Linked DNA regions of Mus musculus: all the other regions are linked to region 6. A link is a loop called in an ENCODE intact Hi-C map of the cell type or tissue named here. Cell type or tissue: left cerebral cortex. All regions are shown on one strand.

The links. Hi-C counts contacts between places; a loop is a spot of excess contacts. Peaks named below come from ENCODE experiments on the same cell type or tissue, not always from the same donor. Only the 100,000 strongest peaks of a DNase experiment are listed, where the experiment ranks them.
Region 1: it touches region 6 in a loop (2.2-fold over the local background); 2 of 42 quality-filtered maps call a loop at or near these places.
Region 2: it touches region 6 in a loop (8-fold over the local background); 15 of 42 quality-filtered maps call a loop at or near these places.
Region 3: it touches region 6 in a loop (2.3-fold over the local background); 2 of 42 quality-filtered maps call a loop at or near these places.
Region 4: a loop joins it to region 6, with 5 times the contacts of the local background. A loop is called at or near these places in 12 of 42 quality-filtered maps.
Region 5: a loop joins it to region 6, with 2.8 times the contacts of the local background. A loop is called at or near these places in 13 of 42 quality-filtered maps.
Region 7: a loop joins it to region 6, with 2.5 times the contacts of the local background. A loop is called at or near these places in 8 of 42 quality-filtered maps.

The regions. Positions count from the first base shown.
Region 1 is chr12:89,393,333-89,397,332 of GRCm38, forward strand. The region is part of intron 9 of Nrxn3 (neurexin III); the gene reads left to right. Among named protein-coding and RNA genes, the nearest start is that of Gm40537, 420 kb to the left of the region's middle. In left cerebral cortex, a CTCF peak has its summit at 2,393 (motif pointing left); DNase peaks (open chromatin) are centred at 1,967 and 3,704; H3K27ac peaks cover 2,507 bases.
Region 2 is chr12:88,990,275-88,994,274 of GRCm38, forward strand. All of the region lies in intron 3 of Nrxn3 (neurexin III), which reads left to right. Among named protein-coding and RNA genes, the nearest start is that of Gm40537, 20 kb to the left of the region's middle. In left cerebral cortex, a CTCF peak has its summit at 2,037 (motif pointing right); DNase peaks (open chromatin) are centred at 698, 2,074 and 3,658; H3K27ac peaks cover 1,360 bases.
Region 3 is chr12:89,381,016-89,385,015 of GRCm38, forward strand. The region is part of intron 9 of Nrxn3 (neurexin III); the gene reads left to right. Among named protein-coding and RNA genes, the nearest start is that of Gm40537, 410 kb to the left of the region's middle. In left cerebral cortex, a CTCF peak has its summit at 2,482 (motif pointing left); a DNase peak (open chromatin) is centred at 2,463; H3K27ac peaks cover 221 bases.
Region 4 is chr12:88,707,003-88,711,002 of GRCm38, forward strand. No RefSeq gene overlaps it. Among named protein-coding and RNA genes, the nearest start is that of Nrxn3, 86 kb to the right of the region's middle. In left cerebral cortex, a CTCF peak has its summit at 2,432; DNase peaks (open chromatin) are centred at 986 and 2,365; H3K27ac peaks cover 342 bases.
Region 5 is chr12:88,403,264-88,407,263 of GRCm38, forward strand. All of the region lies in intron 4 of Adck1 (aarF domain containing kinase 1), which reads left to right. Among named protein-coding and RNA genes, the nearest start is that of 3200001D21Rik, 28 kb to the left of the region's middle. In left cerebral cortex, a CTCF peak has its summit at 2,039 (motif pointing right); DNase peaks (open chromatin) are centred at 479 and 2,040.
Region 6 is chr12:89,104,603-89,108,602 of GRCm38, forward strand. All of the region lies in intron 3 of Nrxn3 (neurexin III), which reads left to right. Among named protein-coding and RNA genes, the nearest start is that of Gm40537, 130 kb to the left of the region's middle. In left cerebral cortex, a CTCF peak has its summit at 2,000 (motif pointing left); DNase peaks (open chromatin) are centred at 1,983 and 3,644; H3K4me3 peaks cover 401 bases; H3K27ac peaks cover 1,057 bases.
Region 7 is chr12:88,720,307-88,724,306 of GRCm38, forward strand. It overlaps a transcript of Nrxn3 not described here. Among named protein-coding and RNA genes, the nearest start is that of Nrxn3, 72 kb to the right of the region's middle. In left cerebral cortex, no CTCF peak of the experiment used is centred here; DNase peaks (open chromatin) are centred at 2,088 and 2,572; H3K4me3 peaks cover 1,794 bases; H3K27ac peaks cover 903 bases.

The sequences.
Region 1 (4,000 bases), 290 kb after region 6:
AATGAACAGATCTTCAGTTTCCAGGTAAGTTTGTTTCTATAAGATACGCCTGCTTTCCTTCATGCAGCCATTCCACTTCTTTCAAGAAATTACTTTAAAAACATCTGCTTCTGTGCTCATAAGCATCCTATCTGCCCATCATCTCCATTCTTTTACAACATCCCCTTTCAAAAGCTCATTCAAAATGGAAAAAAAAAACCAAAAACCCAAAGCTAATATGAATTTAGATGCTGATTGTGTCCTGTCTATGAATGTTTTCCATTTTTGAAATGGCTGGGGAATTAGCGTACCTCTACCCACAGTAATTTAGAATGAGTGGAATTGGATAAGGGTCGTTTCCTCCATCTCCTGGGATTCTAAAAGCTCTGTTTCTTTTATACCTGATCGAGTCTGCCAGTTGCAAAGCTATACAATATAGTGGAGAAGTGCATATGGTTAACTATGACAATTACAATCAGTTCTTTACAATCTGCTGCTGCTATGGGATTTAAATACCATCATGGATGTCAAAAGGACAAAATATTGCCTCTGTGTTTTCTGCTTACAGGTGTTTTTATGATTGGGTTTTGCTCATAAACAGGTGGTTATATGATGAAATCCTTCCATGCATTTATCTATCTTACTTATCTCCTAACATGGCTTCTCTGGGGTATAGTTAAACATAAGCATTGGATTTCTAATGAGCTCCAAGGTTACCTCAGTGTCCCCTGAATGCGGTGCAGTGAGGTGAAAATGAATTTGCTTATGGTGAGTGAAAGGAGTTGAAATAAACATAGCCAATTAGAGAAGACTCCTTCCCACTCCCTCCTTTATCCTTCCTATATATTTTCTGTTCTGATTCAATATTTACTTCTTTTCATTTTTACCATAATAAATACTGCACCCAGTTTCCACGTACCATGTGGTCTCAAGCATGCTTTGAATAGTACTGCATGTAGACATGAGTTGGTATGGTACTGTTACATGACTGTATCCATTCCTAATGTTGCAAGTTGAATCCAAACAGTACAAATATTGCCACTGTACCATTGGCCAAGGAAGCTGGAAAGCAGGTAAGTCAATCCTTTTCCTTCACGACACCTTTTCTACAGCCTTTTTCTTTGTCTGACAGGTAAGTGTGAAGAGGTCCACAGGCACTGAAACTGTATTTGAGAGCCTTGCTCCAATCCCCAAGTGTGTCTTGCTTAAACATGTTTTGAGTTAATGACCATTTGGTAAAGCTAGCAGTCTTTAGTCCTCCTCATTCTTAACTGTCTGAAAGAATGTGTCCAACCTGCCATGCCTTATGATTGAATTATAAACCATGAAGCATAATAAAATCATTAACTTCCAGCATGTCAAGCCTGAGATTCAAGTTGCAACTCGATAAGCATTTGATGGCCTTTCCCCAGCACTTAAGGGAGCAGACCAGTATACTGCTCAAAGAGCACTTTATTATTTCTCAAGAAACTATTAGTTTTGTGGAGTTGCCTGGATATGGCTTCTATAGATCTGGGGGAAGAGGAAAGCTTGGAGAAATGAGAATGTAGAGGAGCAGACAGGAACCCAAAGGCAAAGCCATCTCTTCTCAGGAAAAGAGAGTAATGTTCTGCCTCTGGGTGCTGCTCATCCATCCTGAAAATAAGATTCACTTTTCAGCGTGGGGGATGCTGGATAAAAGCCTATGCTTTACAATTCTGATTACCCTTCCCCTTTTGTTCCCTACTATCAAAAATAATCATATTCTATAAATGTCAGTGGAGTGTGGTTAGAGAGAAGCTACACTTTTGGAGAAGCAGGTGTCAGCTCTGTCAGATCTCTATGAATAGGCCCGTCTCTACACACCTTTTACAAAGGAAGAAAGGTCATTCACCACCCTACTTGTAAAGCTGTCAGAAGATTTCAGAAAGAACTGGGGTAGGCTGTCTTTTTACATGGGAAAGAAATCTGGTTCTAGAGATATTTGGGGCAGTTCAGTGAACAAAAGATATTAATAGAATCCCCCTTGCAGCTTTTCTAAGAACAGATGTCTCATCCTCCAAGAAGGAGAGGCAGCTGTAGGGTTCCCCTGGGTTCATCCCACACAACATAAAGGTGCTATGCCGAATGTGGACAGGACACATGGGCTTCACAGCACAGTGATACTTCTGATCTTTTGCTCCCACCTGCTCATCTCTTCTTACTCCTGGAATACCATCAGTTTACTAACAGACTTCAGTTAACAGTGTGCAAGAAACTTACTCCATCACCTACAACTGAAAATAAAGCCAAAGTTTGGGGCCCTATGTTATGGCTTAAATAGCATGGAAAAAGGAGCGTCACCAAAGATGATTTAGCAAAGCATTTCCCAGAATTTTTCAGACTACATCTCTGATGGTGGGTGAAAAGAAAGGAATGTCAGCCCTCTGGTGGTTGGCATGGGTAAATACACTGAACTGGATCATTTCAATAAGCAGGGAATATCTTCAATCTGCTGCATTTAGAATAGAGTCTTTATTTCAACCAACTAATGAGATTATAAATGTTTATGGTTGCTGAGCTTTCTCAAGGGCAATACATGTAGAGTCTTTTACTAAGCTTCTGCTGTGGCTTGATGATAGACTAATCAAAACTCAAGTTGTTATTGATTTGTAAGACACAGAACTTAAAAATAACTAGATAGCAAGAATATGTAAGTCTACAGGTTCTTAAGACCAAAGATTAGAGAAGAGAGTCCCCTTCTTACTAAACTAGGTTTCCTAGAAGAGTCACTTTCGAGGAGGTGGGTAAAACATGCCTTGAAGTATGGGCTAGAAGTTAAAATGAACATTTAAAAGAGCAGGGGATCAGGGACAGTCCTAGGACCTATACCTTCAAATTGGCCAGGGGAAACAAGGACAGGTTTTGCTTTAGAAATGGGCATCAAGAAAGTGTGGATATATACTGGTAAATGTATGATGTTTACAGAAGGTAAATAAATGAGAAGGTGGTTGCATACATATTTAAAGTACATTGCTATAAAATTGAATCGGTAGGGCATGGGTATTCATTCTGAAGCTAGCAGCAGTGTAGCCTCTGGACTTCCAGACTTCAGAATGAGGCATATAGAGTCATAGTCCAGGCCTGGCACCTATGTGTTCTCAGGCAAGTTACTCAGCCTCCCTGTGAACACTTATCCATCCATTAAACTAAGATAACACTGGGATCTGGGATTATGGCTTGGTCATCACTTGCTATGCAAGTGTGGAGATCTGAGTTTGGACCTCCAGCATCCACATGAAGGCTAGATCTGGCATGACTGCAATTCCATTGCCTGGAGGTAAAGAGAGGAGATCTCTGGCGCTGACTGGAGAGTCATTCTTGCTGAACAGGTGAGCTCCAGTTTGAAGGGAATACTTATTCACAAGAACAAGGTAAAGAACAATAGGGTATACCTAATGTCTACTTCTGACCTGCACATGCACACACACACACACACACACACACACACACACACACACACAAAGATGAAAATGTAGTTTCAGACTCTCAGATGGAAACATTGTGTAGCTCCAAGAAGTAGGAAGTGAAAACGAGGGAAGGTCCAGAATATACCAAACCTGTGCCTCACCCTGGCGATGTAGAGTGCCTAATAGATTTTCTAAAGCAAATGTATGAATTTGGTGGGTGGTGAACAGATGTCACTCAAGGACTTCCAGCCTAAACACTGATTCTTAAATGTACCGAATGACCCACACGAAGCAGATAAGGAGACAGTAATAGCACAAAAGTATGTTTGATGTCCAAAACCAAGTTTAAATTCGGTTCAAGCTGTTCTGTTCTGTGTAAAAAATGAAAATATTGTTGCTTTAAGTAATGTAGTCTATCATTGAAACAGCTCTCTCAAGCTCTTTCTCTAAAGCTCCTTGAGGAGGTGTGGGGTTGGATTTTGGGTGGATGGAGAATAGCAGAGGGGTAGTAACCATTTCCCACAGTCAATATGTCAGCTCTTCAAAGTTGCTGTGAGAAAACTGAACAAAGATCATAGCCTGAGTGTGAAAAG
Region 2 (4,000 bases), 110 kb before region 6:
TGACACAAAGCCACAGCTCCACAGACAAATAGCATTATTTTTAGATTTAATAGCTTATAAGGGAGGTGGTCCTTATAATATGTTGGAATGTGAAAAGAGAGAATCTTGGCTAACTGTAGCTGGCTTATTAGGGGTAGTGCAGGGTAAATGTCACTATGGCTAACTTGCCCCAGACTACCTGGTGAAGACGTAGCAGCTGCTTCCATTAGTGTTTGTGTTTGCTTCGACCTAAATGCGGCTTTCCTCTTCTAGTCTTGGCCTTATTTCGAGGTGATTTTTATGTCATGGCCTGTATACAGTTTTCTGAGCATACCCTTTAGTCAGCATCAGAGAATTTAGCTTGAGAGCTTTAAATTGGAGAGTAGCATTGTGTGTCATGGAAGGATGATGCTGAGTTGGATATAGTGGTGCATGTCCAAACATACTCACCTAAACCAAACCGCTTCCCCCTCAAAAAGCCTTGAGTTCTCTGTCCATGGTGCCGTACCCAAAACTCCCTGAGGTAAGAAACCTGGGCCCTCTCATCTCCTAAACCTATCTTTCCTGAGTAGAGAGACCACAGTTCTGTGGAAACAAGTCTGGGCTGGAAGCTAGGAGATTTAGTGACAGTTCCAATCACTTGCTCTGTGGCCCCAGGCAAACTAGCCAACCTCTCTGTTTCAATGTTCCCACTGGTAAAATTGAGTTGCTAACATTCTGTCATTCCCGGCTCGGAGTGCTGCTGATTTTTCTGTGAGTAAGTGAGACAACAGATGTTAAAGTGGGATATGAATGCTCTGTATGATTATGTTGCTATTATTGCCTCTCAGCCTTTTAATCATACATTTTGACTGTATCGCTTTAATTCACGGAGGCACCCTAAGGCCTAATAACATATAATGCAGTGAGCAGAAAAATCAAACAAACAGATAAATGCACTGGGGGAAAGAAGAGATAACTTTACTATGGATTTCAAGCTTGTGAATATATGGCTGGATAGCTTAGAGTATGTCTCTAAGAAGAAAGATAATAACCAGCGAAGAGTCACCATGTCTGGATGGATAGACAGTGAAGAAGACCACCTTGAAAACTCATTCCTGCTCTGCTTTTGAAAGGATTCTTTGCCCTCCATGAAATGGCTGCAACCATTTTCTTTTGTTTATTGTACTTGCTACCATCCAGGCTATAGGGGATAGAATCCCTAGGTTGTGTATTCTCCTTACAAAACATGGAATCACAATAAACTAAATCCTTACCTCTGAAAGACTCACTTTCTCCATCAAGAAAATGGGCTTCATAGCAGCAATAACTGAAGGTGATGAAGATCACATTTTAAAAGGAGTTTGGGTAGGTGGTAGCTGTCACGATTCTCCCCTGGTATGCTTTGGTACAGGTATTCTATTAAAAGGTCTTTAATTGTCTACTTTTTTTTTTGCCTTTTGTGCATTGTTTTAACTTTTCCAGATGTATTTTTCTCTGATTCTTTTTGTTAAAATTTTATCTTTCAACTCAGAGATCAAACACTGCCATTTCTGACTAATTTAACCATAAGTGGTAGTTTTTCCTACCTAGACTTCCTTTACTATGAACATTTTACCCCAAGAAGGGACTTGTGATTACCTAAGTACATCACTGCTTTCCTCAATGGATGATAAGATCCTGGAAGATGAGATCAGATCTAGCATAGTGCCTGGATTGCAGTAATTGTCCAGAACCTACTTAAATGCACATGTAAGGGCAATGTATGCATTACCTGTCCTCTTAACCTTTGGCAGTAGAGTATGGCTAGAGGAGGTGAGCAGCTACCCATGGCTATTGATATATTGACTGAGAACATTGGGCTTGTATAGTCAAATGGGAGCTTGAATGAGGGTTCCAATTTGGAATAAGGACATGGGAACTGTTAAAGACACATTTCATCATGGTCATTCTTGGTCTAGCCTTGGTCTTGGAGATGTTATGAAAACACAACATTGGCTTTGAAAGGTTTCTTTTTATTTCCAAGCCCAGAGCTAGTGAGCAGTCATGAATCAAGAAATTGTGTAATATGTAATCCTACCAGAAGGTGGCACACTACACTAGTTCCACGGTCTGTTGGCTTTGCTCCTGGGGATTCCCCAAATAAATGTGGGTATTTTGACAGGTAGCATTCCGTGGTGTCTTGCCTATTCTAAAGCCACTGCCTCCTTATTCTGTCTCCATCCCTATGGCACTCTGCTTCCCCATGAGGTATAAAGATGAAAGTGATTCTAGTCCATGGTGAAAACAGCCAATGGATTTTCACCTCTTGGAAGATTTCTGCTGAGGTAAGATGAAGGGGTTGAGGCTACTTCTCAGTTTCTGCGTAGCTACATATCCAACTCAAAGCATAAAACCTTTTAATTCCCATTGTATTAGTAGGGAGTTATTGGTCATTGCCCCTTTTTCAATCAAGGCATGGGAAGAAGGAGAAACGATCACTCTCTTCCTTCCTTCCTTTCTTCCTTCCTTCCTTCCTTCCTTCCTTCCTCCCTCCCTCCCTCCCTCCCTCCCTCTCTCTCTCTCTCTCTCTCTCTCTCTTTCTTTCTTTCTTTCTTTCTTTCTTTCTTTCTTTCTTTCTTTCTTTCCCTCCCTCCCTCCCTCTCTCCCTCCCTCCCTCTCTTTCTCTCTCTCTCTCTCTCTCTTTCTTTCTTTCTTTCTTTCTTTCTTTCTTTCTTTCTTTCTTTCTTTCTTTTCCTTGATGCCTCTGAACTCTCTTATTATTTCTGATTCCTTGTGTGAATTATGGGGAAACACTTCACTTTGTGCCTCTCCCTGATCTCCTATGTGTGCTTAATTTTATTTATATTGCTCTTTATCATCTTCTTGGACTTTCACAAAATATTTCTATGGTGTATAGTGCAAGTAATCATCTCATTTCTTAAAACCCAAGTGATAAAACCTCCTACAATTCTCTGCAATCATCAATCCTGTCTTCCCACAGGGCTGGGGACATGACTTAATCGCTAAAGTGCTTGCCATGCAAATGTGGGGTCCTGAGTCACATTACTAGGACCCACGTAAGAAAGCCTCGTAAGAAAGCCTGGTATGGTGATATGTGCATATAATTTCATTATTGAGGAAATGGAGACAAGAAGACCCCTAGAACTTACTGGCTAGTCAATCTAGTCAAATTAATAAAGTCCGGATGACTTTGAAAAACTTTGCCTCAAAGGGTAAGGTAGACTACTGCTCTAAGGAGTGACATCCAAGGTTGACCCCTGTCTCCACTTGCACATGGACAACAAACATACATGTGAGTCTTACAGGAACACATACAGCTACACACATAAATGCAACAAAGAGTTGGTTTACATGCATCATTTAATTTTTGAATATCTATTGGTTTTTTATGTAAATGCATAGTTTGCCTGCATATATGTTCATTCACTGCTTGTGTGATTGGCACCTGTAGAGAGCAGAAGAGGCCATACTGGAGTCTCTAAAACTAGTTACAGACAGACATGAGGTGCCATATGGGAGCTGGGATTGAAACCTAAGTATTCTGGAAAAGCAGACAAATGTTGTTCAGTGATGTGCCATCTCCCCAGCCAAGATTTAATTATTATTTTTAATTTATGTGTGCACATGTGGGTATGTGCATGTTAGCACAGGTACCCACGGAGGCCGGAGGCATCCTTAAAAGCAGCGAGGCACCCCAGGTTTATGCTGGGAGCTGAGCTCCATCCAGTACTCCGCAAGAGCTGAATGCACTCTTAGTTTCTGAGTCATCTCTCCAGCTGTTTGCTTTTTAAATATAACATATGCTAGTGCTCCTTTAAGAATGTTATACACATATGCAAGGTATTTTGATAATATTCATGTTCACTCTTTTCTCTAACTTCTCTCACACCCACCTTCATTTATCCTAACTTCCTATTATCTTTTGAAATTTTTTGTAACCCACCTAGTCCAGTTTGTGCTATCCATATACTTACCAGAGGGGACCATCCACCGAATCATGGCCAGCCTTCTAGGGACCACACCTTTAAAGAAAATGACT
Region 3 (4,000 bases), 280 kb after region 6:
GATATAGCTAGAGATTATATGAGACCTTAAAGAAGTGACACATTTCTTCCAGGGCCATCCATACTCCAATAAGTCCACACCTCCTTACAGTGCCACTCCCTATGGCCAAGCATTGAAACACATGAATCCATTGAGTCCAAACCTATTCAAACCACCAAATTTCACTCTCAGGCCCCCATAGACTTAACTATAACATAATGCAAAATGTTTTTAATTCAACTTCAGAAGTCCCCATAGTCTATCACAAGTCTTAAAATATTTTTAAAGTCCTAAATTCAAAATCTTTTCTGAGATTCTTGTAATTTTTAAAATATGATCCCCTATAAAATCAAAATAAAAAAGCAGATCACATAGTATTAACATCACAGGATATATATCACATTCCAAAATGTCATAGTAAGGAAATATTGGACCAAAGAAAAACCAAAATCCAGCTGGGCAAGCTCAAAACTCCATCTCCATGTCTGATGACCAACTCCTTTCAGCTTTGTTGACTACAACACAATTCTTTCTCTTGGCCTTGTTCCACTCCTTGTTACTGGCTTTTCTTAGGATGTATCCCACAACTCTGACATCTGTAACATTTTTGGGATTTCCAAGGGAACTTTAACTTCATAGAATCTTGTTCCATTGTCTGATCCATACATGATCTTCTGAGCTCCTCTAAAGAGCTTGGATGACTTCTCCAGCTCACCCTCTGTAGAACTCTAGGCTCTAACTTCACTACTATTGCTGTTCTTGGTGATCATTCCACAGTACTGGCATCACCAATTTTCTGGAGTCTTTCACTTCAACTAGCCTTCATCAATAGCCTCTCATAGGCTCTCTTCATGGTGCCAAGCCTCAAATTCTTTGCATGGCCCCTTCATTCCTTGGCCACCAACTGCAACTGAGGCTGGACCTTCACCAGTGTCCTCTTACAGTGCCAAGTCTCAGCTGCTCTTGATGACCCCCTCATGCCTTCTAAAGAAGAACCACCTGGGTAATTCTTAAAGATTACCCGCTGCTAGCATGAAGCCTATCTCTAGAACACAGCTTCATTTTGCTCTCAGAAAACACTTCTGAGAAGATTTAACCTCAATGATGCTGATCTCTTCTTAATCACGGATAATTTCTTAGCTCCAGCTAACCAGCATTAATTGTCCCAGTAACCCCTTCTATTTTTGATTCTAAAGCCAGAACCACATGGCCATAGCTGCCAAGTTCTGCTGCTTGCTGGAGCTGGAACATAGCCTCTTCATTCTATTAAATCTCATGAGTATTATTATTATTATTATTGTTATTGTTATTATTATTGTTATTCCCTTCATTGCCTAAACTTGGCTCTCTTGGAGCTTGCTCTGTAGACTAGGCTGACCTTGAAATCCAAGATCTGCATGCTCTGTCTCCTGAGTGCTGGCATTAAAGACCTATATCACCATGCCTGAACCCAAGCTCTTCTTTACTGGAAACTTGCTCTATAACAGGCTCGCCTTGAACTCAGAGGTCTGCTTACCTCTGTCTCCTGGAATTAAAGGCATGTGCCACCATGTTGGAACCTAAGATTTTCTTTAATTCCTTTTAACAGGATCTATACCTGTTCTGGATTGCCATTATTCCAGATATAGTCAAGTTGACAAGTGAGAATAGCTATTGCAATCGATCCCTTCTCATTTTGACACACAGTCATATCTCTTTATGTCTCAATGAAGACAATAACCAGGTGATAATAATGGCAAACATGATATAACTCTCTATGGTACAACTGCAAATGCATAAACAATAAGCTTAGTTGTGTGGCATCTTGCCCTGAGGACACCACTCCCTTAATTCCATTTAATTTCCTTGAACACAAGAATTAACTCCATTCTACTTCCCAGTGCCACTTTAATACTTGAAACATATATTTTGTTTCTTTGCCTTCATTTTCAATATGTCTGAGTTAGTGCATTGTGCTGGGACTGACAATGTGCACTTTAACAACCATGTTCTACTACTGTGGACAGTTTGCAGATAGGCTGCTTAATAATAATAATAACTTTGCTGCAACTGAATGCTGCAATTTAGAGCTCCTGGGAAGGGAAAATGGTGGGCAAATTAAATCATCTATGTCTTCTGGGCTCTATCTTGAATTTTTTCACAACTTTCTATTTTTGGTTTCATTCCACTGCACAATTAGTGCCTTTTATGTAGGGTACATATTGAGGTATGTGTGGTTTACATTGGTGGGAAGGAAAGGTTTCCACATCAGAGTTAGGCAGGGAATATTAAGTAGACTCAAACTGGGGAAGGTTTGTGGTTGGCTCCTGCAGTGTGTGGGAGTTAACACCTTCTCTGCTGCAATTCAGGATCCAACTAAAATCCGAATACCCTTCTTTTGCACTGAACATTGGAGGGTCCACAAAATAGCAGAGCACCTAAGGCTCTGTCTCGGAAGTCTGATTTCATTAAGGCTAGGCTAAGACTTACTCCTTAACTTGTATCGCCACCTACTGTCCACCTGTGTAAGAGACTTGCTTGTTTTACACAGAATTCCATCTCTAGCCTTAATGCTCAAATTTTTCTTTCTAGAAAATCACCTTTAAGTTCAAAATAGCAGCCAGCTTCCTACTAATATTAAAACTTTTCATGTATGATATCTTTATTTATTTACTTGAAAATACTTATTCAGGCCAGAGAGATGGCTCAGCAGTTAGGAGCAAGGTACTGCTCCTGTACAGGACTTGAGTTTGGTTCCCAGCATTCTTGTCAAGGGACTCACACAGCCTGTAACTTCAGATTTTATCTGGCCTTCTCAGGCACTGCAATTCTGTGCACATATCACACACATGCACACTACACACAGACACACATAAAATTAAGACTACATTTGAAACCGTAAAGACATTATTCCCTTAAGCACTTCACATTGTATCCAGCTATGGATAATGGTCTCTTCGATCCTTCCCAGTGTTCAAGTGGAAATACTTCCCAATCCAATTCCTATCCTTTTCTATTACAGAATGCTTCTTACTTGAGAAGAGTGAGGAATACTGTCCTATAACATTGTTCCTGATTCCTTTTAGAAAGGGGAAGTGTATTTTGAGAAAACCTGTTTCCTCTCAATGTCAGCCATGCTATCTTCAGAACTAGAGATGGAACTCTCCCTTTAGATTGACCATTTCCAAGTTGATTCTTAATTTGGTCATGTGTGAAAATATGCCAGTTATTTGAGCTCCCAGCTTTCATGAAGACCCACTTTTTCAAAGTAGATCGCAAAATAGCAGTATTCAAGAAAACCAATATTTAAATAGCAAAGTCTTGCTTTATGATTTCAGATCTGTGTTATATTGGACAGCATGTTTTCCAGTTGTTTGCTAAGGTCCCAAGGATGGGGATGTATGTAAGGAGACCAAGATGGCTAAACATAGTTTACCTGAGCAGTAATAGATAAAGAAATATAGATAGATGTGAGTAACACAATTCCTTCTTGGTATTAGGCATCAGATGCAGTATTCACCATGGGAAGAAAAGAAAAGCAAAACTTCTGTGTCTTTTTGTTCATCCCTTTGTCTCCACTGCTCAGATGATATCCTGGAGTTTTGGAGTCAAGTCTAACTTGCTTAACTTTCTTAAATTTCCTTCCATTGACCAAGACTTAAAGTATCTCTCTATTTAGAAATCCTCCAGAAAACCTGTTCTAAATCACACTATGACTTCAGGTTAACAGCCTCTGTGGAAAATATTAATTTATTCTTACAACTTTGTGCAGACTTCCTCGATGTCTGGAGACTATTGATGCATAGACATTCCTGGAAATGTGCCTGTCATATAGAATTGAAATCAGGCATGTTAAGCTATTACACTAACAGCAGCTGACATATATTAAGAACTTGTTGCTATCTGCCAAGTGTCCAATGTTACATGGATTATTTAATTTAGAATAACATTGAGAAATTGGTAGTGTTCTTTCTACTTTACAGATTGGAAAGTCAAGGCATATACTGCTCAACTAGCTTAATGTTAGGGACACTTTAGGAAC
Region 4 (4,000 bases), 400 kb before region 6:
GCTTTCACAGGAATTGGAGAGTGCTCTGTTCCTAATAGTGCATTGTCCTTTGTGTGGTGGCAGCAAGAGATGATCCTGACTCTAAACAGCTATATTCATGTACAGTGTTCACAGCCACATTCCTGTGTTCAGCTACCCTGGATAATGGCTTGAAGGATTCATGACTCGAGGCTCTAAAACACAGTAGAATGTGTACAGGGCTTATTAAACCAGTGGTGATACAATTATGGAGAGGCTAGAAGTCAAGTTCACATAAGAATATGGTGGCAAATAGCACCAAGCAACAGGAGGTCATAACTGGGGTACAGAAACTGTGCTTCTTCTGGGCATATCCCAGTAGTGGGGCAAAGGAGTTACTAAGACTTCCCCAAATTGAAGGAATATCTGTTCCATCCACAGAGACGGTGAACGTAGCCTTAGCCAGTTATGTGAAAGGCTTAGTTAGCTATTCCCCTTTCCTCCTTCAGTGGGCATAATGGATCTGTAAACACAGTTTGCAAGTTACTTTTGATTCAAGATTTTAGCTAAAGATGACTGTGGAAAAACATTACAAATTCCCTTTTCCATTGTTCAATTTTGTTCAATCGCTCATCAATTCAAAACTGTATTATAGCCTTCTGTGATGAATGAGAAGCCACACAGTGTGATGGTATTGCCGACGATACTTCAAAAAAGAGAGAGATGCCTGCTCTCTGTGAGGTTAAATCTGGATAGGGGCATGGAAACAGAAAGATCTAATGTAAGATAAGACTAGGGAAGGAAATGGTTATTGTGGAAGGCGGTTATAGACGACATCTCGGAAGACATCATGGAGGAGGTAGCTTTTGATCTGAGCTTTGAGGCATGAACATAATGTTAGCTTGATGAGGAGATTGGAAGGAAGAAAAGTGAAGAGGGGGTGTTGGGCTGAGGGGGCAGCATGGGCAAAGAATAGAGGTGTGAAAGCATGTAGTAACTCAGAAAAGGTGATCAGTACACTGTGGCTGCCACTGAGGAGGTGGCTGAAGGGATGTGGCCTGAAATACTTAGTATCTCCAAGGAGAAGACTCCAAGTAATTATATAATCCTCCCACTTATGTTGGCTGGTAGGCAAAGGACCTAGAGGGGGCCAGGTTTAAAAATAACCCATTATCTGAAGCACACGTAATTGTCTCCACACAGTTTCCCTTTCTATGTAGAGCCACAGAAAACTACAGCTTATGGTGGGGTGTGTTTGTAGGCTCACATTCTATTTTTCTTTTATTTTTGAGATTGTAATATAATTACATAACTTCTTCCTTCCCTTTCCTGCATTCATTCAGGACAGTTCCAGCTCAGGCATCCCTAAACCCTAGTCCTGACGTACATATTACTTGATAGAACCTTAAGTTCCTTCTCGCTCTGGGGGAATAGCAAGGGGAATAGCAGAAATGTTTTGGGAGTCTCTTGGACAGCCCCGAACAACAAAGCCTTCCAAAGAAGGCTTCTCATGTCTGGTATTGGGGCTTTTGTTAGGTGGTCTCAGCTCTTTTTTTTTTTTTTTTAGGTTTTTCTCTTTGTGTAAGCATTGTCAGCCCAAATGGGGAAAGTTCATTTAATCTCTATATATTCATACACAGAATTATGCATATTATTGTATGCTTTTTTTACATAAAGAGTTAACAGTATGATTCCATAGGACTTTTCAGATACAATTATTATTTTGTCTAAAGAACCTCCCTTTTTTTCCTTTCTCTGATCAGATCCCTTGTAGCCTGCAATCCCCATCTCTGTTACTCCTCAACCTACTCTGGCAATGGTTCCTTTTTACTTTCCTGTTTTCTGCAGTTATTCCAAGATGTGTACTATACACACTCAGTCATTCCTAAGCATCCATATCTCACTATCTGGTTGCTAGTGTGTGGACTTCCACAGTGAACTATGCAGAAGGCCAAGTGACAATTAAACAAATATCATTGAGCTTGGCAAGAGGAGATAGATGCACTCTGAAAGTTAACTTGAATAATTTCAGACTCCGGACCTCCCACTAGAGTGAAAAATGATGTTTATTGGAGGGAAGCTTAGAATTAATCCTCCAAAATGATAGTAAAGTGAATTCTTTCCCAGTTCTGCTGTGGCTGCTCTTCTTCCCGTTTCTGCTTATTTCTTATTCTGTTTCTTATTATTGTAATGAACTCTGTTCTCCAAAATGGATAAAGTCACCATTCCTATAAGATCAGTTTTGTCTGGTGTGACCAGCTTGATCGGATCACAGTTTAGATTGCAGCTTTTGAATTCACTTGGACGTTTAACTTCTGGTGGGGGAGGGGTGAAAGGGAAATAAAAATGCCGAGTTGGCACAAAAGTAGCTGCACGGATCAGTCAGCTGTCTCCAGGCCCATTCTCTCCAGACTTACTAGTTTTTTTTATTGAGTATCAGGGTTTGAATTGCAGCGGCCATGGGGTTTCACTAGGGGTCATCGGTGTGCAGTCTGGGTGACACTCTGTGAAGAATGCTGGCTCTTCAGTACCCTGCGGAGCCGCCTGGGAGCTCTCCGTGGTGCTGAAGACAATATCCCTCTCTACGAAATTTGAGGGGAAATTGTCTCCTCAGTTCTAAAAATTTCTTTGTTTTGCACCACGAATGGGACAATATGAAATTAGAGTTTAGATGAAACCAGATCTTTAAACTTATAGAATGGATGTCCAACCTAAAATTAATGAAGATTTCACACTTTGCTTTATTATAAAACGCCAACTGATTGTTTTAGAATTTATTATAATATAATAATAATAATAATAACAATTATTATTATTACAGTTTTTGGTTTAGATGATGAGAAAATGAAAGTAAGTGCTTTGATTAGTTTCAGTGAATGTATTATTATTTATTGGAAGCACAAACAAAGAGTTATAATTCATTTATTCCACAAACTGTTAGTATGCTAAACTGTATGCTAGGCTTGGGCACACTTAAGGCTCATAAGGATCAACTGGGTGAACCCAGAATGTTGTATTTCTTAGCAAATGTTGTAATCTTGTTAGTAAGATCACTGGTCTTCAGACAATGGTTCTAGCCAAGGAGATATCAGAGAAAGTGCCTAGAGGATGTGGGGCCTCCTTTTATAACTTCTGTAAACTGGGTGTGGTTAGGTACTGATGCTTATTTGGAGTCTTGATGAGATTCTAAAGGAATTATAGTTTTCTACAATTCTACATGCACTGCATCTTCACCTCTGCCTGTTTTTTGAAACCTCTTTAAGCTTAGGTCTGAAATCAGCTTCCTGCTGGGATCTGCCTCATCCAATTTGCACAGGGGTCTTTGCACTGATTGCCTTGAGGAGTGGTCTGGGAGGATGCCTGATGTTGATATGTGCATGAATGTTCATGAAGGGTTGCAGCTGGGGATGAATATGGTAATACTTATACAACACTTACCAGACTCTGTGATTTATTCTAAGTGCTTTACATAAGTTAAATTATTTAATTATCACAACCTTTGAAGAGAGAGCAACTATTATTGTAACTATTTAAACCGTTCTAAAATTATACTCAATCAATTTATATATTCATTGTGTGTATGTGTGTAGGTTCATAGGTGTATGCATGTGGAGGTCCAGTATCTTTCAGGAGATAGTTCTCACCATCCTGTGGGTCCCGTCAATCGCAGTCAGATTGTCAGATTTGGTGGCAAACACCTTTACCCACTGACTAATCTCCATGGCCCTGTAGCTGTTTAAAAGATTTCAAAATAAGGCAATATTTTCCAATTTGTCGAAGATCTCCCAGCTGGTAGATGGTAAAGCCAGGATTTGATAGTAGGTGGTCTGCTGCCATAGTCCCTTGCCTTCAGTACTCAACCACCAAAGGCTAAAAAGAGTGTGTATGTGTCCTGAGCCTCAAAAGTGTGTATTGCATGTTTGATTTTCCCATTTTCCTGTCCTCCCTGTAGCAAATGTCTCACTCCATTTTACAGAATGACTTCTAAGAATGAGACTTATTAATGTCATTACTGAAATTTTATATACATTTTATCTGGAAC
Region 5 (4,000 bases), 700 kb before region 6:
CTAGCAGATGCCAGGCAGAGAGCTTGGTGCTGTTATCCCATATCCTCTGTAGCCGCCCTGGGAAGTCCTTGACCACCCTAGACTGAATCAGGCCCACACAACTCAGCCCCCTCCAAGGGTTGCATTGTCGCTTGATTGGCATCAGGCCATTCTATTGCAAATCAGAAAACCTTTAGGGATGAAGACCATGACAGTCCATTTCCGCTGGACCTGCAGCACCTGAATAGTAAGGTGTATACTAGGAATCAGTGTTTAATAGGTAAAATGACCTTTCCCAGGTTTTGGGTTGTTTTTGTTTTTTGTTTTTGTTTTTTAACTGACTTGTGGAGCTGGTAGTAAGCAGCCAGCAGCCAGCTAAAGAGATCTTGTGTACCGGCAATGACTTGGCCTGCAGAGAGGCTCGTGATCTGACCATGTGGGGCCCTGGGCAGTCACAGATGCCTCCAGCTGCCTTGCTCTGAGGAACATTTCATCCAGAGGGAGAAGGAGTGAGAGGCAGATTGACTTAGGGCTGGAGGCCAGGGGGAGCAGGACTCGGATAGAGGAACCACGGGGCTGGCCTTGGTGCTAGCCAGCATGCCTTTGCTTCTTGCTGAGACTGTTGGCCTCTGGCTTCCAGCAGTGTGAGATTCATCCCCCTTCCCAAGCTAAAACGAAATAAGTCACTGTAATAACAGTGCTGAGCACATCATTACTGGCATGTGGCAACTCAGCAGGGGAAGATGTGAGGGTGGGGGGTGGGGGGGGAGAAGATTAACTCTTAGAAGCTTCGGAGTAAGGAGTGGGGCAAGAGCAGTTCACTGCCTTCTTCTAGACCAGGCCAGGGCAGAGGGAGGTGAAAAGTCAGAGTGTCTTCAGTCATGGTGGGCCCCCCAGCTGGCTGCAGGGTGTTTGGGGTTGGAAGATGTCTCCTAAAGATTCGTGGTGTCTTCTCCAGTCTCCTCCAGCTTTGTAGGACTAAGCCTAATGGCTGTGTGACCACTGCCTCTGTTTGTCTGTCGTCCTCCCGAGATAGTGATGCTCTCATCTGGGTTCTAGATGAAACTAGAACATGGGCTGTCCCTCACTCCTGGGGAGCTTAGAAGCCTCTGGTTTCTTACCACAGGCTCCATAGGTACCCAATCAGAGTCTCCCCCCCCCCCATGAAAGTGGTGTTTGTCCTCTAGGGACATGCTCTGTCATCTGTGGGCGGAGGGGAGGGGAAAGGGGCTGTGTGGGAGGCTGGGTAGGTGAGTATGGGGCTGTGAGGGCGGAGGAAGTCACTCACTCTGCACCCCCTCCTCTTCCAGCCCCTCCCATGAACTGCTTGGGAAGAACTCTCTCTTTAAGGACAGTGTTGATGAACTGTACAAATTCCTGCTCTCTCTGGCTGTAGGACCCCTGCAGCAGCGGGCTCCATCCCCGGTCCCAGGATGTAGCTAGAAGAAGCTGAACATTCAGCATTCACCGTTTCCTTAGCTCTCTTGTCCTTGGCCAGGCTTTAAGGTCATCCTGAGTTCAAAAACTACAGGCAGGCGTAGGCAGGAGCTGTAGCTTAGCATACTGCTTTGGTCCCGAAGGCTTGGTTCATATGTTTCTTTAGGACCCTTCCCATCCACAGAGTCCCTGAGAGTCTTTTGTGTATTCAAACCTTTTCCTGTTCCAGGTTGTTGAGGCTGGCCTGAGAGGGTGTCCCCACTATAGGGATGGGATATAAGACAGAGACAACATCATTGCTGTGTTCTTTGCCCCCTGATAACACTTGGTTCCAGGTGAGGTCCTACCCCTGGACATCAGGTGGTACCACGGTACAGAGAAAAAGGTCACTGAAGGTCTTCATCTGTGCATAGGGACTGGCTCAGAAGAGTTCTGGGGGCCACTAAGCTAAGTGAAAGGCAGCAGAAAATAATAGGAGAAGGCCCAAGAGCTGGTGGGGCTTAAAGTGACAGGGACATTTTCTCCTGTCTCAGAAGTGACCTTGGTCTGGACTGAGTTGAGTATCTCAGCTGTTCTCCTGACTACTCTTAGGGCCACAGGTCCAAATGCAGTATCTCGTTTGGTCAGCAGGTGGCACCTGAGTTTACAAGTCAGGGATATGTGTTGGAGCCCTGGCCCTTTCCTCACAAGGGGTACCCTGAAGGATGAGATTCAGGCTCTTTTTATTCTTGGGCATGGTCCAAGGAGACCAGACTGATATCCACCACAATTGGGGCAGGTACAGGCCCGAGTCATGAGTCAGTTGACTGTTGCTGAAGTTTGAGTAACTGTCCTCTAAAGATCTGTGTTTTAAAAGGCCCTAGCTTTGGAGTCAGGCCATCCACCTGTAGTAGAAAGGACCTACTGGGAGGAGTTAGGCCACCTAGAACTGTAATAGTTACTCTTCTTGTTGATGTGGTAAATATGTGAGAAGAAGTAACTTAGGAAAGGAGGCGTTTATTTGGTTCTCGTTGTGAAGGTAAAGTGTGGCGGCATGTCCGAGGCTGTCACAATGCACCTGTCACCAGGAGGTAGAGGACAATGAACACCACTGATTAGCTCTGTCTCCTTTTATTCAGTATGGGACCCTAGCCTGCCACACGCTTTTAAGGTGTGTCTGCTTACCTCAACTAACCCAATATAGAGAATTATTTATAGACACTGGGAGCAGGTTAATTTCTGTGGCAGTTCTGATAACCATTATTACATTGATTGCCAAGACTGACCATCACAGGGACCCTTGATGGGATTTGTTAGCCTCATCTCTCTTTGCTTCCTGATCATTAAACAAGCATTCTGCCCCCACCCCACCCGCTCTCAGTCTTTGGTCTCATGCATGAGTCCTATGAAGAAGTGTGAGCCTCCTCCAGTTATAACAGCCTGTGATTTGGAGGCTCAGCACCTGATCTTCCTCTTCCTTCTTTTTCTTGCTTGTAGAAACAGCTGGCATATGTGGGAACAGGAGCAGGTTTTAGACCCTGATGTGGCCAATTATGGTTTGACCTCACTCCAGACCCCATCGTGTGAGATAGGTTGATCAAGGTAATGCCCGGTTACACGAGGGTCCAACGGGTTTGCAGGAGAGAGAGGGATCTCATTCAAGCAAATGGAGACTTTCTGAAGCGTGTGGCATGTGACCCAGGTTCTTCAAAGATGAGCGGGATTAGCAAAGTTACAGATGGGAGGAAGGGCACACTGGGGGTGATGTGGGCTCAGCCAAGGTGTAGTGGTAGGGGAGGCAGAAGCTGGGAGGTGGCTGAGCTTTGTTGACTAGACTGTAGTGTTTAGGAGCTGAGGCCACGTTCTGAAAGGCCTGCAATGTTCTTTTCAGGATGTGAGTCTGAGGGCATGGATGAACTGGAGAGGAGACTGAGCAGGGGACGCTGAAGAGACTGACCTAGAGATAAGGGAGAAAGAAAGGCAGGATACGCTGAGCCTGGTTGTCTCAGTGATGCAGAGATGTGGTTACCTTGTTGTTTGTTTTTTATTTCTCAAGACAGGGTTTCTCCGTGTAGCCCTGGCTGTGCTGGAACTCACTCTGTAGTCCAGGCTGGCCTTGTACTCACAGAGATCTGCCTTCCTCCCCTTCCCAAGTGCTGGGATTAAAGGCATGCGCCCTCATGTCCAGCAGATGTGGTTATTTTTTATAAGTGGGCAAGTAAAGTAAGCAGAGTTCAGGGTTAGTGGCGCCCAGGAAGTGATCATAATGATTATCAGCTACACTGGCACTGCCATCTTTGTCAGCTACACTGGCACTGCCGTCTTTAATTGCAGACACACTCCTGCATAGGCATGTCTCTCCACGGACACAAGCGAGTCAGGATGTAACATGTTTACAGATGATCCAAGCACGTAGACACGGTATGGACATCCATATCGTAGTTCTCGAGATGCTGGGATCATGAGTTTGAGGCCAGCCTGCGATATGTGAGTGAGGCTATACTGAAATAAAGGAAAAGAAAACAGAGCAAGCAAAATGGAAACCATGGACAGAGGCTCCTTCACCCCTAAAATTTTAGGAGAAGTTAAAGAGAATGACGTCACT
Region 6 (4,000 bases):
CCCACTTATTGTATATAGCTCTCCTTATTTTCCCCCATGGGCACATCTTAGGCTTTTTATGGTGCACCACCACCTCTCTAGGAGACAGCTGGTTGAGAAATTCATGAAGTGATTGGTTCTTCCTTGTGGTTGAGTTCTAGTTGCTTTGCCTGGTTTTGGGGGTCCTTCAATCTACAGTGCATTCCTTAGTTCCCCTCCTATTGTCCTCATTCAATGGAGTGTAGTCTTCAGTGTAGATTTTGTGCACTTCTCTGACTAAATAATGCATGGGCCTACCATTGTACTTGGCATATATGGATGGTGGGAGGAGCCAGTCTCTGCCAACATCTGTATTTAGAATCTTTCTACTGGATCTCTTTTCCAGAATTCCCATTACATCCCAATTCTTTATTAGCCTTCTCTGATCAACCTAATATTTGGTATTTCCTCTTGCCGGAGTTCTAAGATACTTATTAACAGTACTCATTTAGTGTTTGATATATGTTGTCTTATATTGTTTTGTATGTTTTATTCTAGACAGATTGTATGAACCTGTCTAGTACAAGTGATATCTTGTGTTCATTTCATCTACCCTCCAATTCTAAGATGACCCTTTGAACATAGCAGAGTCTCAGTTAACATTCAGTGATCAAGTAGAACACTAAGGAGCATGCCTTGTGTTGCTATTCTGCTCAGTTCAGATATCATCTTGAATAAAGTTATTTTCAATTTTCCTATAGAATTTCTTGGAACTGTAGGCTTTCCCCCTGGCTTGCCCCTAAAACTGATCACTTGAGAAGAGCTTTTTCCTAGTGTGAAAGAGTTTTGAAAGCATCTAAGCATTGCCTCAGGTAGTGCTTGGACAATCAAAATCTTTTAGTGATCAGCGTGAAGGGATTTAGACTGTCAGGTTGCATTCTAAAGTGGTAGCATAGAGCTGTTGAAACTACCACAAAACTACCAGTTTTGTCACTACTATCCATTTGTGATAATCTCTGTGCCTTGGTTTCTTTGTCTGCAAAATGGGTCTAATAATGACTATCTTATGGAGTCATGATGATGTTCTGCTGTGATACAAAATGTGAGAGGACAGATATTATAAAACACTATGTACATGCCAATAATGAAGTTTCCAGCAACTCTGGGCATGATGGTGGTGGGCGATTGGTTCTCTCCATGAGGTATAAACAGAACTCTGGGCATCCTGGTAAACTCACTGAGAAATCAGGGATTTGCCATGGCCTCAACTGTGACCTACAGATAGAAGAAAACTGGAAAGGAAAAAAAAATATAGACCAGTGAGTTCAGCATCAGTAATTAAGTCAAGTAAAATGGGCTGTGGGATGCATGACAAACATTAGACCCTGGGTATGCATTTCAGCAGATCCTATTGCGTCAACATCCAGAACACCATCTACTCACCTATAACTCTCTTCTATGTAGTTCTTTTCTGTTTCTTGCTTGATTGCTTTCATTTGTCTAAAGCAATCTTGGCATCCTGTGCTAAGCCTGCTGACCCCAAAAGGACACTCTGAAAGCCTGATTTTCTGACTGGTGTGATGTTGCTGCTGGTTTTGGCTGATGCCCAGGATAAGATATGTAGTGGCTATCCATTCACTGAGTGGACCCTCCTCAGCCCCATCTTTGCATAAAGAGCTGGGCAGATTGACGGAGGGAGCAGAGCTAGGTTGGATCTTTTCTGGTCTTTCTCTTTTTCTTCCAGTTTTCCATGTGGCGTCAGCAGCTGAGTAAGGGAAAGCTAAGAGGTTTAAATGTGCTTTTGCTCCACGGGTCAGATTAATAACCCAAAGCCTTTCACACTGGCAGATCAGGGTGAGGCAGTCCAGCCAGAAAGTACTAGGTTATGGGGGCAGTGGCTGGAAAGCCAGATCGTACCAGAGGTGACAGCTGACAACAAATGATGAAGTGGCAAACCCGGTCTGCTGCCTCCCAGCCCCCACCCTCCTGCCTTCTGCCTCTGTCCTCTCATTCTGAGATGGCTGCACCGTGCTCCAGCCTCTGGCGGCTGCTGCCCTCTGCTGGGAAGAAAGCTTCACTTGGTGCGAACATGTGGAGCGCTGTACATCCTAGGAAACCAACCTTAGGGCACAAAGCCATGCACTGCTGAAAATATAGGAATCATTCAAGGGGAGAAGGCAGAGGTTCCACAAGCCCCTTGTATCAAAGTGGTCGCAACTTGTCACAGATCTTTGGAATGTAGCTGTTATGGATTCATTGCTTGGATCCTTCAATTTTCTGTCTGAGTGGAATGTCCCTGGGGAATGTGATTTGGTCTTCTTCCTTAACTGGCTTGGGCATTGTATCTTGCGACCCTCCATTGAGGACCCTTAAACATCACTGTTGGTTTTGTTAAATGAGTCACTTAGGCATAACCTTTTCTTGAGAGAAACTGACAGAGGGAAATGGAATCTTGAGGAGGCAGTAGGGTGGTGGGGTTGGACAGTCTTATGGTTCAGAGGACCCTGCAGAGAGTGGGTTTCTCAGTGGTCAAGGGGGGAGCAGGACAAGGGCCAGATGAAGGAAGCAGGACTAACAGTGTAGGTAATGAACTACCTTACTAGTTCACAGCTTTCCCAAGAGTTGTTTATGCAAATTAGATCGTGCTCAGCTGACCTCAGGAGGGTCCCTGTCTTCAGCATGACAGCAAGGTGACCTTGGTCATTGCTGTTTCTTCATACTAGCATATAGCACAGCCAGACAGGATCTATGACCTCAGTGACCACACAGCAATTCTACTTGAGGGATTTATTTTCATTCCGTTGGTTTCTGCCAAGTCTGTGTTAGAGCAAATGGGGCTCTCCCAGCCAGCAAGTGTCTCCTCGTGATGTGTGTAAACAGTACTGGTCAGGAAATAGGTTTCCTGTTCTTAATGGGCTTGTTCAACCTCGTATTGAGTGGGGCACAAATAGCTTTATTATGAATAATAGTAATGGTAGCAAGCATCGTTGCTATTCATAGTAGGAACATTATGTTGTCAGTTCTGACTGGTCTTTCTTCTGTTAGCTTTATTAGCTTGGAGGCCCTTTGGCTCAGGAATGAGTATAGAATAATACTAGGACCAGTAGTTAGGGAAGGTGTTCCAGGTTATCTTTGTATAACCTGCAGAATACCCATTCCGAGCCTCTCTCCACTCTTACAGTATTTTCCTCCTGCATCCCTCCCACAATTCTCTCAAGGCTTACTCTCCTGCATCCCTTCCATCATCCTCTCAAGGTTCCTCCTCCTGTGTCCCTCCCACCATCCTCAAGGTTCCTTTTGTATCCCTTTCTTCTGGGTTTTAAACTATCCTCCTATCTTATAAGAAAGAAGGACTAACATTTTGTTCTTTTTATTTTAATTAAGCCCGAAAGCCATAGACAAGGTTCTGAGGTGAAATTCTGGTGTGAGGTGGAGACTGTAGAGAGAGTAAGGGAAGCTGGATCATGCATAGAAGTGGGGCTTGTAGTTTTATTTCTAGGACCTTTATGTCACCTAAACTTCAACATGGTGATACCTGATCACTGATGAGATGGCTTGGGATATGGAGGGGTGATTGGGTAACAAGGGTAGATAACTCAGGATTATGAAAAGGCTTAGCTTGTTCCTTCTCCTTTATGAGATCCCAGCAACCAGGTAGCGTCTGTAAACCATGAAGTCTGTCCAAAGATGATACTGAATCTGCTGGCATGCTAAGACTGTGTTAAGGCTGAGGAACAGAAGGGAGTGTTTCTAACTATGCTAGTCATTTTTCGAGATACTGTGAGACTAAGAGGAACTTACACTTGGAATGATTACATTTACAATTAAAAAAAAAAACGTTTCTCAGCAATGCAGCACTCTTTCTGGGTTTGTGGAGCTTACTTAGGTGAGCCTCACAGCGAAAGACTTTCATTCTGTAACTGAACCCCAAAGCCTAGTTTTACATGGACCCAGAACCACTTGAGGCAGTTTTGGTACATGGAAAGGATGAATTTACTCTGGTGATTAGGGGCATGGGCACCGCCATTCTGGAGTTCAGCAA
Region 7 (4,000 bases), 380 kb before region 6:
GGGGCATTTTACTATTATAGGTACTTAGCCTTGTTGCTACTCTATCTTTTGTGAATATTCATGTGCATGGTTGTGTGTGTGTGTGTGTGTGTGTGTGTGTGTGTGTGTGTGTGTGTGTGTGCGCGCACGCATGTGCGCACTTACCCCACCAGTGAATGCGTAGGCTAGAGGTTAATGTCTTTCTCGATCATTCTATGCCTTATTATCTTTTATCAAGGTGTTTGTATGTATGTATGTATGTATGTATGTATGTATGTATGTATGTGCATGTCTGTATGAGTGTATGCCATATGTCTGAAGAGTCTAGAAAAGTGTATTGAATGCCCTAGACCTAAAGTTATAAAGCATTGGTTAACTTCCCCAAAGTGGTTACCAGGAAGTGAACTCTGCCTTGGGTTCTCTGTAAGAGCAGGAAGTGCTCTTATAAATGAGCCATCTTTCCAGTGCCACACAACTTGTCTATTGAGATAGAGTCTCTCACTGGGACCTGGAACTCATGATTTAGCTAGGCTAGCTGGCAGGTATGTCTCATTGATATGCTTGTCTCTATGTCCCTAGTTCTAGGATTATAAGTCACACCACTGCATTCGGATTTTTACATGGGTCCTGGGGAACTCAGGTGCTCATGCCTGCCTGACAAGTACTTCATTGACTGACTGACTTATCTCTCCAACCCTTCCCCTTAAGGCTTTTGTCTTCACATTCCTTGAGCCTTTTACTGATGGGTTACATCTTCTGAATTTTCCTGATGTATTCTGGGAACAAATAAGGTACACAGGCTTTGAGGAAGGCTTGCTAAGGAGGACCTAGATGTGGAACCAGGACAGTTTAGGTCTAGAGTAAACAGGCAGAGTTGAAAATCTGTATATAAGATTAATTCATGAAGACATATTTGTTTGTGTTCCTATGTGTGCTGGTTGCATGGGGGTATTGAAGAATGGAACACACACACACACACACACACACACACAAGTGAGATTGTTATCTAAACGGCCAAACACACTATAATATAGACTCTGCGACTGTCTGTGACCACCTAGGGTTGGCCCAAATGCAGCTAGTTTACTATGCTTATATTATATTATTACCTAATATATTCTGTCTCCAGATTAGAATAACTGCTCACTTATTGACAGTCCCATTGGATGTCTTTTACACTATTCTATATTACTTTCCTTTTCTTTATATGAGCACACCTCTACCTCTATCCAAAGGACTGAAGATTTATTGGGCCAGGGACCGTGACAGATACGTTTGGTGTCTTGTGAGCCTGATACTTGGGACACACAGCGTTAATGATGCCTGGGGTGGGAGAATGCTAGGATGCTGGGAAAGTGTGCTGCAGGAAGCACAGACCTAATAACTGCCATCCTGGGAGGGGAAGCATAGTAGCCCTAGTTCTGGATTTATGTAGACCTGGTTTTAAATTTCTGGCCAGCTATTTCTGTCCACAGGGTCTCCAGAAACATTTGCAAAGCTCAAGATGGACTCCAGTTAGTACTAGCCTCAGTGGACTGAAAAAGATGCTGGTCTGTAGCAATGCTTGACAGCTGTTAATGGCTATTATTGCCATTGGCATTGGCCTGAAGAACATCACTGTTTGAATACATCCTTGTAAAGATGGGGTAGGAGTTGAAAGGACTTGGGGATGTTTTCTTGCTATGGGCACCAAGGTCTGACACTGAGCAAAACCTCTGTGATTGTTGCCACCCACTGTCATCCGTTGTTTAAGCTGGACTAGGGGAATGCTTCCTCACAGAGACTAGTTATCAAATTGGTGACAGATCTCTGAGGGATTTGGAGTGTGGTAGAGATGCCTGGACCCTGTGCTCTGGGTACAAGTCAGGGTAGACACCTCCTTCTGACCCCCTAAAGCTTGAGTCTAGTCTCTACATCCTTTGGCTTTCAGCTGCTCTGGGATAGACTTAGCTATACTGTGGGTCTGTTTTCTGGGGTGAGGGCCCACTGAATGGAAGTATCATTTGTCACTTTCATTTCGATGTCCCTGGCTGCCTGCCCTTGTGTCTCATCTAGATCCAGCAGTCAGAGGTGTTTGTTGAAGGAATGGTTTCCTGTCCTAGTTACAGCCTCGAACTCCACCAGATGCTCAAAGATTGCCCTGATTTTGCAAAGGAAAGTGACTATTCAGAGAAACTGAGGCACACATTAGGTTAGTATCCTCTCTACCTCAGTCAGCAGTGAACAAGTGCACCAAGGAGGAGGTGGGCAGTCCTTTTATTGTACAGGAGTGCAGGAGTGTGAGGATTTCTTTTCTTTTCCTTTCTTTCTTTCTTTCTTTCTTTTTTTAAATCTTTATTTGGAGTCTTGCTCCAGTTCTGGAGAGGAACTCTTCTCTCAGGCTGGGGTGAGGGCGAATGATACTCACTCACAGAGAGCTCGCTTCAGAGCGCCCCTTCCCTGGTAATATCTTCTCAGCTGTTTGTAAAACACCCAGGGAGGAGGTGAAGCCCTAAGCCAGGCAGCCTAGCTGTCTCTTTAAATGCCGGGGTCTGTGTGGGAGAGGGAGGGGCCAACTCTGGAGTGCGTGAAATTCCTGGGCTCCTCTGGCAGTCTCTGGCTCAGAGCGCAGCCCTACACATCTCCTCTTGCATGCAACTCACTGAGCGAGGGAGAGGCAAAGCATCCTCCCCTCACGCAGCCACCGGCAGCTCCAGACACACAGGACCTGCTTTTCGCACCTCCAGCATTTTCCCTTCTTCCCTGCCACTCCCTCCCAGAGAGAGAAAAAAAGAGAAAGAAAAAGGAAAAGGAGTCAGAAAGACTCTGGGATTTGAATCTTTCGAAGGAGGAAACACCCAGCAAACTCAGTTGATTAAACACCAAACTGACAGATTCCCAACTCTTCGGTTCAACCCAGAGGTAAGATTCTGGGGGAAAAGGCAGGCAGGCAGGAGGCAAACCGACTCCGGGTTTTGTACATTCCGGGAAGAGGTTGCACCTGAGAGGATAGAAGTTTTCTGTTGGGAGCGACCAACCTAGATTTTTTTTCTTTCTTTTCCTTTTTTATTTTTTTCTTTTAAACGCTGTATTTGAGGACCACAACTGACCACGGGAATAGATTTTCAACTCTTCTTGTTTTACTTTGGTTTCTCCTGGAAGTTGTGTTCTTTGGCTCGAGACGTTAGGAAAGTCAGAAAATGTTTTAGATTTATTATATTCTTCCTCTTTTTAAAAATCACTTATTTGTTTTTTTATGACTTTCTCCTATTTGATTGGATTATTAATCCAAAATGATGCGTGTCTATCACTTCATTTTAGGTTGATCTTTTTTTCCTTGACATTTTGAAGCCACTTTCTCTCTCTTCCTGAAGAAGGGACTTTGAGAATCACAAGAAGGCAAAATTAGATGGGGACAGGGATTTCCCTTAGCTGAAGTGTGTGTGTGTGTGTGTGTGTACACTCATATGTGTGTTTTTGGAGGGGTGTGGAAAGGTCATTCTTTATAAAATTTCAACTTGGACTCCTACTATCTTGAAGAGGCACACTCAAGAGGTGAAAAGGTTGTGTGTGTGTGTGTGTGTGTGTGTGTGTGCGTGTGTGTGTGTGTGTAGGTGCACAAGTGTATGTGTACTCCTTTCTTTGGATCAGTTACAAGGGAAATCTCCCTCCTCTGCCTTCCATTTGTTTATATTAATGATTTAGTAGCAAGCTTGTCTGAAAACTTGCACTCTGTGTAAGCACTGTGGGTTTTGCAAGCTCTGAGTGACCTTAAAGCTTGGTTCGATGTATTGTTTTTTTCTTTTCTTTTTCTTTTTCTCCCCCCCCTCAAAAAAAGCTCTGTGTTGTATCCAGAGTTTGAGCTGTCTCTCTCTCTCTCTCTCTCTCTCTCTCTCTCTCTCTCTCTCTCTCTCTCTCTCTTTCTCTGTCTCTCTCTCTCTCTCTCTTAACCACAAAACTTAACTGCTCTAAAAAACATTGTACTGATTACAATGGAAAGACAAATCTACCCCCCAGCCTCCATCCTTCCCTAAGCTAGTGA